Linked DNA regions of Homo sapiens: region 1 is linked to region 2. A link is an interaction called in ENCODE POLR2A ChIA-PET data of the cell type or tissue named here. Cell type or tissue: Panc1. All regions are shown on one strand. Each heading gives the region's core, and the rest is flanking DNA. Links, peaks and the distances in the headings are about the cores only. Region 1 has its middle 18 kb from the start of LINC02601. Region 2 has its middle 140 kb from the start of USP9X.

The links. ChIA-PET counts read pairs that join two places held together with the same protein. Peaks named below come from ENCODE experiments on the same cell type or tissue, not always from the same donor. Only the 100,000 strongest peaks of a DNase experiment are listed, where the experiment ranks them.
Region 1: POLR2A ChIA-PET joins it to region 2 with 5 read pairs; 2 of 35 experiments call an interaction of 5 or more read pairs at or near these places.

What each region holds. Positions count from the first base shown.
Region 1 is chrX:41,254,774-41,260,157 of GRCh38, forward strand. No RefSeq gene overlaps it. Among named protein-coding and RNA genes, the nearest start is that of LINC02601, 18 kb to the right of the region's middle. In Panc1, for the core only: no CTCF peak of the experiment used is centred there; no DNase peak of the experiment used is centred there.
Region 2 is chrX:40,942,977-40,948,360 of GRCh38, forward strand. No RefSeq gene overlaps it. Among named protein-coding and RNA genes, the nearest start is that of USP9X, 140 kb to the right of the region's middle. In Panc1, for the core only: no CTCF peak of the experiment used is centred there; a DNase peak (open chromatin) is centred at 2,455.

The sequences.
Region 1 (5,384 bases), core at 168-5,167, 310 kb after region 2:
ATTTTTAGTAGAGACGGGGTTTCATCATGTTGGTCAGGCTGGTCTCAAACTCCCAACCTCAGGTGATCCACCCGCTTCAGCCTCCCAAAGTGCTGGGATTACAGGCGTGACGACCGTGCCTGGCCCTGCCCCCTTTTTTTAAAAAGAAAACAATCCGGCTGAGCGCTGTGGCTCATGCCTGTAATCCCAGCACTTTGGGAGGCCGAGGCGGGCAGATCACCCGAGGTCGGGAGTTCGAGACCAGCCTGATTAACATGGAGAAAGCCCGTCTCTACTAAAAAATACAAAAATTAGCCGGGCGTGGTGGTGCATGCCTGTAATCCCAGCTACTCGGAGGCTGAGGCAGGAGAATCGCTTGAACCCGGGAGGCAGAGGTTGCGGCGAGCCGAGATCGTGCCATTGCGCTCCAGCCTGGGCAACAAGAGCGAACCTCTGTCTCAAAAAAAAAAAAAAAAAAAAAAAAAATCTCATTTCTGTAATCCCAGCACTTTGGGAGGCTGAGGTGGGCGGATCACTTGAAGCCAGGAGTTTGAGACCAGCCTAGCCAACATGGTAAAACCGGTCTCTATTAAAAATACAAACTTAGCCAGGTGCGGTGGCGAGTGCCTGTAATCCCAGGTACTTGGGAGCCTGAGGCAGAAGAATCCCTTGAGCCCAGGAGGCGGGGGCTGCAATGAGCCAAGATCATGCCACTGCCCTCCAGCCTGGGCAACAGAGTGAGACTCTCTCAAAAAACAAACAAAAAACCCTCTCACACACTCATACATACACAGAACTCATGAAGCTTAACCCTCAGAGCCCCTCATTTGCAGAAGACTCTTCGGGGCCTTTAAAATGGGATACGTTTCACATAGAGTTTTCACATATGTTTTCACATATAGTTTTCACATATGTTTTCACATATAGTTTTCACATATAGTTTTCACATATGTTTTCACATATAGTTATTATTGGCCATCCTGGGGTAGGAATGACTTCCAGGAATGATTTGACCTGCCCACCTGGCCTCATGATACTATGCACTATAGCAGCTGGGACTGGGCTGGTGGAGGAGCAGCAAGGTTTGGAATGTACAGAGCCAGACGTTAATCCATGGAAAATTCTTCCAACCATCAAACATGAAAACTTGTAAGCAGATCAAAATGAAAGTTTTTCCTCTTAAGAATATAATCAGGCTATGCGTGGTGGCTTACGCGTGTAATCCCAGCACTTTGGGAGGATGAGGCAGGAGGATCTCTTGAGCTTAGGAGTTTGAGACCAGCCTGGGCAATGTAGGAAGACCCTATCCCTAAAAAAAAAAATTAAAAAATCAGCCAGGTGTGGCGGCGCATACCTGTAGTCCTGGCTACTGGGGAGGCTGAGGTGGGAGGATCACTTGAGCCCAGGAAGTCAAGTCTGCAGTGAGCCATGATTGCACCACTGCACTCCAACCTGGGTGACAGAGTGAGTGAGACCCAGTCTCAAAGAAGAAGAAGAAGAAAAAAAGAAAAAAAAAAATATATATATATTCAATAATGCAGTAATATAATTGCAAACTCACTATATGATGAAAATATTTTTCAAATATTTCTATATATAACCTATAGAAACTATTCTGACATCTGAGAAGTAAATTGTACCAAAATATTTTTTCAGATCATACCAAAAGAGGAAGAGATAAATTTTGAATAGAGGTAATATATGGGCTCTTAGATTATTAAATAATCTACTTAATAAAATAAGTGAAATACATGAACACAGCAGGAAAACATTTACATTTTGTGCAGATTTGACTAAAATACTGTCATTGATAAAGATAACATAAATCTCATAATAGACTAGACCTCTACAGCAAGAATTGGAGGTCAAATTGGTCCATGAGTATTGCCAATTTAGAGTATTTAAGGTTAGTTCCTGAACATGAAACCTTGATATACCCTGAAAACTTACCGCTTTTATATGAAAGAAACTTGATAGAGGTTTTCCCAAATTTGACAACAATCCTAAAAATGTGCACAGAATTATTAATTATGAAAATGTAAAGCTGACATTTTTCTAAACTATCAGTAATGAAAACCAAATTTCTATCAACCATGTTAGAACAAAAACTGAACGATCTAACTATCTTTATTTATTTATTTATTTTTTTTTTTTGAGACGGAGTCTGGCTCCGTCACCCAGGCTGGAGGGCAGTGGCACTGTCTCAGCTCACTGCAACCTCCGCCTCCTGGATTCAAGCGATTCTCCTGCCTCAGCCTCCCGAGTAGCTGGGACTACAGATATGCGCCACCTCCTATGCCCGGCTAATTTTCGTATTATTAGTAGAGATGGGGTTTCACCATGTTGGCTAGGCTGGTCTCAAACTCCTGACCTCAGGTGATCCACCTGCCTCGGCCTCCCAAAGTGCTGGGATTACAGGCGTGAGCCACCACGCCCAGCCAAAAACTGAATTATCTTTCTATCCTCTCCCTAGAAAATATTATAAAGTTGCGGCCACACGAAAAGGTGATCAAAGAGTATGCAGTCAAAAATTACAGGGGGAAAAAGGGCCATTGAGGTTTGTTAAGCAGTTAACAAAACTTTGTTAGTTTTCTGAATTATATGAAATTTGAGGTATTTCTCAGCTTTGAAAACATTGTGAATTGCGTTTTCTTTCTAATTCTAAATAGGCATCCCTTTCCTACCTAATTTTGCATTCACATTTTGTGGTTTTTAAAACATTTTTATTAAAATTTTTTTTTTCTTTTAAATAAAGACGAAATCTTCCTATGTTGCCCAGGCTGGTCTTGAACTCCTGGGCTCAAGCAATCCTCCTGCCTCGGCCTCCCAAAGTGCTGAGATTACAGGCGTGAACCACTGTGCCTGGCCTGTGTTCTTTTTTTTAAAGGGCTTCCCAAAATTGTATAATCTTTAGGGACCACAAAACCTGGGTCCACCCCCATGCATGCATGCACACACGTGCACATGCATGATCGCACATGTGCATGCACCCCAATGCACACATGTACACATATTCCAGAAAATTCATAGAATCACCAAATTATCACAGATTTATTCAAAGCTTGCTCCAAAGAGAATTATTTTTGCTAATTAAGTTAACTTTACTAATTAAACTATTTTTCCCATTGGTTCCCCCAGTACCTTCTGTTCCTTTAGTGTCACCCCCCAAAAAATTGCAGAGGACCGCTTTGGGCCATTATCGCATAATTCTCTCAGACAGAAGGGGTGGTTTTCCTTCCTCTTTCGTCTGTCGGGTATTTTAAGATTGTCATCATCTGTTATGCGAAAAAAAAATCAAACTTTCATTTTTATGTTAATTTCCATGAGCTAAACGTTCATTTTGTTTTACTGACATTTATAGAAACAGGTTTTTTAGAAGTCTGTTACTCAAAGTTAAGTGGATGCAACCTGAAGAGGGGTACCTCGTCCCCTGAAATCTATGATAACATCCTCCTTGGTAGGGAGGCTCTGGTCCCATGATGGGATTTTTGCTGACCTAGAAGAAGAAATATAAGAGGCATACGGGTACGCCAGATGGTGAAAAATAGGTTTACAGCACCAAAATAGTGTTGTTTCTTCTTTATTAAAAACTAGGCTAGTATTGAATGCCAGAAGGCGCGAAATCCAGCACTGAGGAAGAATCTCCACATTTAGCATTCATCTTGGCACGCATGACAAGGCAGGGGACAGTGGGCGCCCCAGCCTGGTGGGGGGCATTGCTGCAGGCTGGCTTCTGCGGCACACAGGATCTGGGAGGTCCGAGGCTGGGAAGGCCAGCTTGGCCCCCGTTCCCCATCCCCACCACCATCAGACTGGAAGTCCGCAGCTCTGTACACTCTGACTCACCGCATCTCCTTCATACTAGATTCTAATGTCCAAGAACCAGGAAGGCTGGAACCTTGACCTCCAAGAAGTCCTAGCTTCTTCAGTGTCATTGTTGGTAACTGCCATCTTTAAAAGTTTCCCCCAGGCTGGACGCGGTGGCCCACGCCGGTAATCATGAGCCACCGCCAGATTGGGAGGCCGAGGTGGGCGGAACACTTGAGATCAGGAGTTTGAACCCCGTCTCTACTAAAAATACAAAAAATTAGCCGGGCGTGGTGGTGGACGCCTGTAATCCCAGCTACTCGGGAGGCCGAGGCAGGAGAATTGCTTGAACCCGGGAGGCAGAGGTTGCAGTGAGCGGAGATCGAGTCACTGCATTCCAGCCTGGGTGACAGAGCGAGACACCGTCTCGAAAAAATAAAATTTCCCTCAAACCATTAGCAACCAGTCTCCTTCGAGCTCTCCAATTGAGAAACTAGAATTCAAGAGGGTTAGGCTCTTCGCCAGCAAAATCCTTATCACCTGCGTCATCCCTCTCTGAGTCGGGTAGCTTTTGCTGCAAAACCGACCCCCACAAAGCTTAGGGCCTTAAAACACCAACATTTTGTTGTTGTTGTTGTTGAGACAGGGTCTTGCTCTGTCACCCAGGCTGGAGTGCAGTGGCACGATCACAGCTCCCTGAAGCCTTGACCTCCTGGGCTGAATCGATCCTCCCACCTCAGCCTCCTGAGTAGCTGGGACTACAGGCACACACCACCGCGCCCAGCTAATTTTTTAATTTTTTTGTAGAGACAGGGTCTCCCTATGTTGCCCAGGTTGGTCTTGAACTCCTGGGCTCAAGCGGTCCCCCCACCTCGGTCTTCCAAGTAGCTAGGACCACAGACATGGCCAGCTAATTTTTTGATTTTTTGTAGAGATGGGGTCTTACTGTGTTACCCAGGCTGGTCTTGAACTCCTGGGCTCAAGCGATCCTTCTGCCTCCGCCTCTCAAAGTGCTGGGATTATAGGCATGAAGCCAAAACACCAACTGTTGATTTAGCTTTTGCTGCTGCCGGCTGGCAATCTGGGCTGAGCTCAGCTGATACACATGGCTCCCACCTGCATCTGCCAGACTGGCTGCGGATGGGCTGGTCTGGAGTGACCTCAGCTGGTCGGATCGTCGTTCGTCTGCCTGGTCCTGCATCCCCAGCAGGCTAGCCCACGTTTGTTCATAGGGAGGCGGCGGGGTTCCAGGAGAGTGAACAGAAATCGCAGAAATGCTCAAGGTCTCTTGCCATTGAGGCCTGGAGCAGGCACAATGTGAAGTATTCAACCGGTCAAAGCAAGTCCCAAGGCCAGCCCAGGCTCAAGGCCTGCACCTCTTGATTCAAAGAGCTACCCTGCATTGAGAAGGAGTGGGGGCACAGGAAGGGTAATTATTGTAAATAATGCATTGTAAATATTGTATTTTTTCTTTAAAAAGATTTTTTTTTTTTGAGACGAAGTCTTTCTGTCACCAGGCTGGAGTGCAGTGGCACAATCTTGGCTCACTGCAACCTCCGCCTCCTGGCTTCAAGCAATTCTCCTGCCTCAGCCTCCTG
Region 2 (5,384 bases), core at 131-5,130:
TGAGGCAGGAGAATGGCGTGAACCCAGGAGGTGGAGGTTGCAATGAGCTGAGATGGCGCCACTGCACTCCATCCTGGGAGACAGAGCAAGACTCTGTCTCGAAAAATAAATAATAATAATAATAATGGGCAAACATCATGTTGTATACCATAAGTATATACAATTTTTATTTGTCAGCTTAAATATATTAATTAATTAAATAAATAAAAAGAAAATAGGAACCAGACCACCAAGGACTTTGGATTTCCTGTTAGAGTTGCAGTCTATAGCCGAAGGCTTTTAGACAGTGAAGTGATCTGATAAGATCTGTATTTCAGAAATCTTTGGTTACAATAGAAAAGAGAAATTAGATTTTGGAATTAAGAAGCCATGTGTGATGGTATCAGTTGTTTATTGCTATCATAAAGTCATGTAACAACCACAAAATCTCAGTGATAAACAGAGTGTTTATTGCTTACATGTCTGGGGTCAACTGGAGGCCAGCTAAACAACCCTGCTCATCTTGGCTAGGCTCATCCACATCTGGGAGTGCTTGTCTATTGACTGATCTAGACTGCCATTTGCTTGTTCCAGACTGTCTTTTTAAGGATGTTTGTATGGCTAACAAGCTTGGAAGATAGAGGTGGCATCTCCCTCCAGAGTAAAGGGTAAGCATGCTCACCACCTATTATAAAAAATTTAGATTCCCTAACTCTAGTATTTTTCTCCTTTAATGCAATCCACTGTGTGTGCAGACCTTCATCTGAGCACATCCATATCACCATCATCAGACTTGGGGGACACAGGGAACTGATGTAAATGTGCTCATGCTTATACTGCTTGCTGTGTCATGAGTAATGAAATCCTTCGCCTTTGACCCAAGAGTCTCATGTTTTCTGTCCACATCCATGAAACTGTGACAAGTTATCTTATTAGCTTGTAAGTAGGATAAAATCTCAGACCCTTCACAGTTCTTGATGCTGGTCTGCTTCCCCTTCTCAACCATTGGATCTGTGAAGACCTTTCATAGCCATGTTCCCAGCACCAGGCACAGAGCTCAGTATATAACTGGCACTTCAGAAATATTTGTCAGTGAGGCTGGGCGTGGTGACTCACGCCTGTAATCCCAGCACTTTGGGAGGCCGAGGAGGGTGGATCACTTGAGGCCAGGAGTTCGAAACCAACCTGACCAACATGGTGAAACCCCATCTCTACTAAAAATACAAAAAATCAGCCAGGTGTGGTGGCAGGCACCTGTAGCCCCAGCTACTCAGGAGGCTGAGGCATGAGAACTGCTTGAAACCAGGAAGTGGAGGTTGCAGTGAGCCAAGATTGTGCCACTGCACTCCAGCATGGACAACAGAGCAAGACTCTGTCTCAAAAAAGAAAAAAAAAGGAAAGAAAGAAATATTTGTCAATGAATAAATTAATTATTATTTATTTGCTTTTCATTTTCAGTAGATAGGCTTGAAAATACCATTTCATTTGACATGGCCATCAATCTCCTGTCATTGTTACTCTAAATAAGCTTTCCTCTACCTCCTCAGTACTTGTTAAGATAGTGGTGTCCCAGCACTGGGATACTTGGGTATATCCTACTTTTTTTTTTTTTTGAGACGGAGTCTCGCTCTGTCGCCCAGGCTGGAGTACAGTGGCACAATCTCGGCTCACTGCAAGCTCTGCCTCCCGGGTTCACGCCATTCTCCTGCCTCAGCCTCCCGAGTAGCTGGGACTACAGGTGCCCACCACCGCGCCCAGCTAACTTTTTGTATTTTTAGTAGAGATGGGGTTTCACCGTGCTAGCCAGGATGGTCTCGATCTCCCGACCTCATGATTCACCCACCTCGGCCTCCCAGAGTGCTGAGATTACAGGCGTGAGCCACCGCGCCCGGCCCTGGTGTATCCTACTTTTTAAAGCACTCTGGAATGGAGCCCGATACAGGACTTCCTTATATCCAAAACAGCCATATATTGACTCTTGTGGATATTGTTTCTACTTTGCCGAAATTTATTTATATGTGGGCTTTGATTTCTTTATGAAAATTTTTCTCATAGACTTTAGAAAAGAAACTTGTAATGCTTCCATGTATACTTGTCGGTTGGATTCCCAACTATTTGTCAACTGAGCGGGTAAGCCCAGAATGAAGACGGGGGAAAATAAAAATAGGGAACCAACTAACTCAAAAGGAGAGAAATGAATAAATGTCAGGACAACTTGTCCATTCAACTGTATTGTGCAAGGTTTCTGCAGCTGTCTCCTCAGCTGCCAAAGTCTGGGTTAAAGTTCAAAGGGAAAACTCTCCATCCACATATTTTCCAATTTAAAAAAAAGTTAAAGTATTTGAAACTCAAATATTTTTATACATGAAAATCCAGGGGTGAATTTTAATAAAGCCTGTGGGCAGAACAGAAGTAATCCGGCTCTGATTTAAACATCATTAATGTTTAAACTGTATTAATTTTAAAACCTCAGCCCTGGCACACTTCGAAAGCCGGTCTTCCTCCTGCTAACTCTGGCAACAATCTCTGGGCTAAACGTGAGTCATAACTTGTGACACTGCAGACAGCATCTGTGAGGTGGGGTGTTTCACTTCTCACTTCGGCTCATGTTTCCTTGTGCTGATTGGGAAGTAAGGACATAAGAGGAAAGCAAATTGTGGGAATGAGGTTCTCCTAATTTCATTCAAAAGGCTCTAGGCTAGGAAATATTTAAAGATTTTTAAAAAAAGAACAGGTTTTTAAAAGTGAAACAGAGCTTCAATAAGTATTAAAATGCAGTAGATACTTAATGCCATAAAACTGTATACTTAAAAATGGTTCAAATGCTAAATTTTGTTATATATATTTTGCCACAATAAAAATGCAACAAATTAAAACCTATAAAACATGTTTAAATGTTTAAATTCATGGTGATATTTAAAAACTGGCCACCTTGAAAGATGTCAGGGGACCAATTCATCATCTGAAAACGGATAAAAAAGGGAAAAAATAAAACATATATCCTGCTTTTCCTTTAGAAACTGCACCACTAGGTAACCAAATAATAGATCGGGGAAGCATCTCTTTATAAAATTATCCAATTATCCCAACTAATAAATGAAATAAAATGATAGAATTAGATTATAATCATTTTGCAACACTCTATGAATTAATTGATCTAGGCAATGAGAATCAACCGCTGCTAAAATCACAAAAGGAGACACGACCAGACATTACATGTCTCAGAACTCAGCACCACTTATAGTCTTGCAAAAAAGATGGAAATTCAGTCTAATCAAACCTCTGGATCCAAATGACAATTTGCAAGAAAGGCAGGGAGCAGAATACATGTTGAAATGCACCATCAGTGTGTCATCAGCAAAATGCAGATTTTAGGAAACTATAGGTCAAATTGTCTTGTTCTTCAACAAGTAGAGAATAAAGAAAAGAAAGGGTCATAGACGGCCAGGGTGCGGTGGCTCACGCCTGTAATCTCAGCACTTTGGGAGGCTGAGGCTGGTGGATCACCTGAGGTCAGGAGTTCGAGACCAGCCTGACCAATATGGTGAAACCCTGTCTCTACTAAAAATACAAAAATTAGCTAGGCGTGGTGGCATGAACCTGTAGCCCCAGCTACTTGGGAGGCTGAGACAGGAGAATCACTTGAACCAGGGAGGTGGAGGTTGCAGTGAGCCGAGATTGAGCCACTGTACTCCAGCCTGGGCAACGGAGGGAGACCCCATCTCAAAGAAAAAAAAAAGTCATAGAAGAAAACTGTAGATTAAAAGAGATTTAAAAGATGAATCAAGTCCAGGCACGGCGGTTCATGCCAGTAATCCCAGCACTTTGGAAGGCCGAAGTTTGAGACCAGCCTTGACAACATGGAAAAACCCCATCTCCACAAAAAAAATATATATATACACATATATACGTATATATGTATATATACACATATATGAGTGTATATATGTGTATATATATTTATGTATGTATATATATTTATATATGTATATATATATTTATATATATATGCACCTGTAGTCCCAGCTACTTAACTTGGGAGGTTGAAGTGGGAGGATGGCTTGGGCCTGGGAGGCAGAGGTTGCAGTGAGCCAAAGTCGCACCACTGCACTCCAGCCTGGGCAACAGAGCCAGAACCTGTCAAAAAAAAAAAAAAATAGACAAATCAAACTTTTTAATGAGCATGGCACAACTAGAATGTCTAAGGATACACACTTGGGTGATAAAGCTGTAGAGAAGAATAAGGCAATGGTTGCTATAAAAATCAGGATACTGGCCATGGAGGGGCTTCCGGGGTGGCTAGCAAAGTACTACTTCTTGACCTGGATGGTAGTTATGAGGGTGTGCCCTTATAATAATGTGCTATTCTGTACTTTCTTTTTGTATGCTTTTCTGTGTTTTATAATAAAAATGGAGTTCAGCTGGGGCTTCTGGGATGAACTGTAGTCATATGAGTCACCCAGAACTGCTAACTGGACATGAACAGCTGGTCAGAGAGAAGGATGATGAGGGAACTGGTGAGCCCCCAGAGGTTACCTAACGGCCAGGAATTTGCCCAGCTATGTGTGGGCGGGTAAAACCTGAATTGTACCATCAGTTTGTGCCAGGACAGAGTTTTGAATTCCCGGCAGAAATGGATGGGAAAGGGCTCAGAAGTTGTTTTGAGTGTACCACATTTTAGTTCCTGGAATAGTTTAGTTCTTGGGCATTATAGCTCAGGCCAGCCAACTGCCAGCAAAACTTAAGCCTTCAACACTGTGCTGTTAGAGAGCTGCGAGTGAGGAAGTCCTAGCTCCAGAGACCCCATTTCATTACAGATAAATGCTGTAGCATCTTTATCAGCAATTCACAGTGCACTTAAAGCTGTATCAAAGGTTGCAGCCAGGTCTCCTTCCACCAAGAAATCTGGAGAAGGTGAAGACATTATTAAATAAATGATGCCAAAAAGCCTGGATGTAAGTCCCCAAAGAGAAGGCAGCATAAAATGTCAGAGTGGGAGAAACTGTGTGGTCTACCAAAGTAGACAGTACAATAGGTATCTGGTACAATCAGATACCAATACACAGCTATTAGAATCCTAAAATCCAAAGAAAACTGACAATACCAATTGCTGTTGAGAATGAGGAACAACGGTAATTCTCACTCATTGCTGACGGGGATGCAAAAATGGTACAGCCACTTTGAAAGACCATTTGGTCTTTCCTGCAAAGCTAAACATAGTTTTACCATACAATCCAGCAATTGTTCTCATAGGTATTTAACCAGCTAATTTGAAAGTTATGTCCACACAAAAACCTGCACACTAATGTTTATAGCAGCTTTTTTCATAATCACCAAGAACTGGAAGCAATCAAGAGGTGTTTTGATAGGTAAATATATAAACCAACTGTGGTACATCCATACAG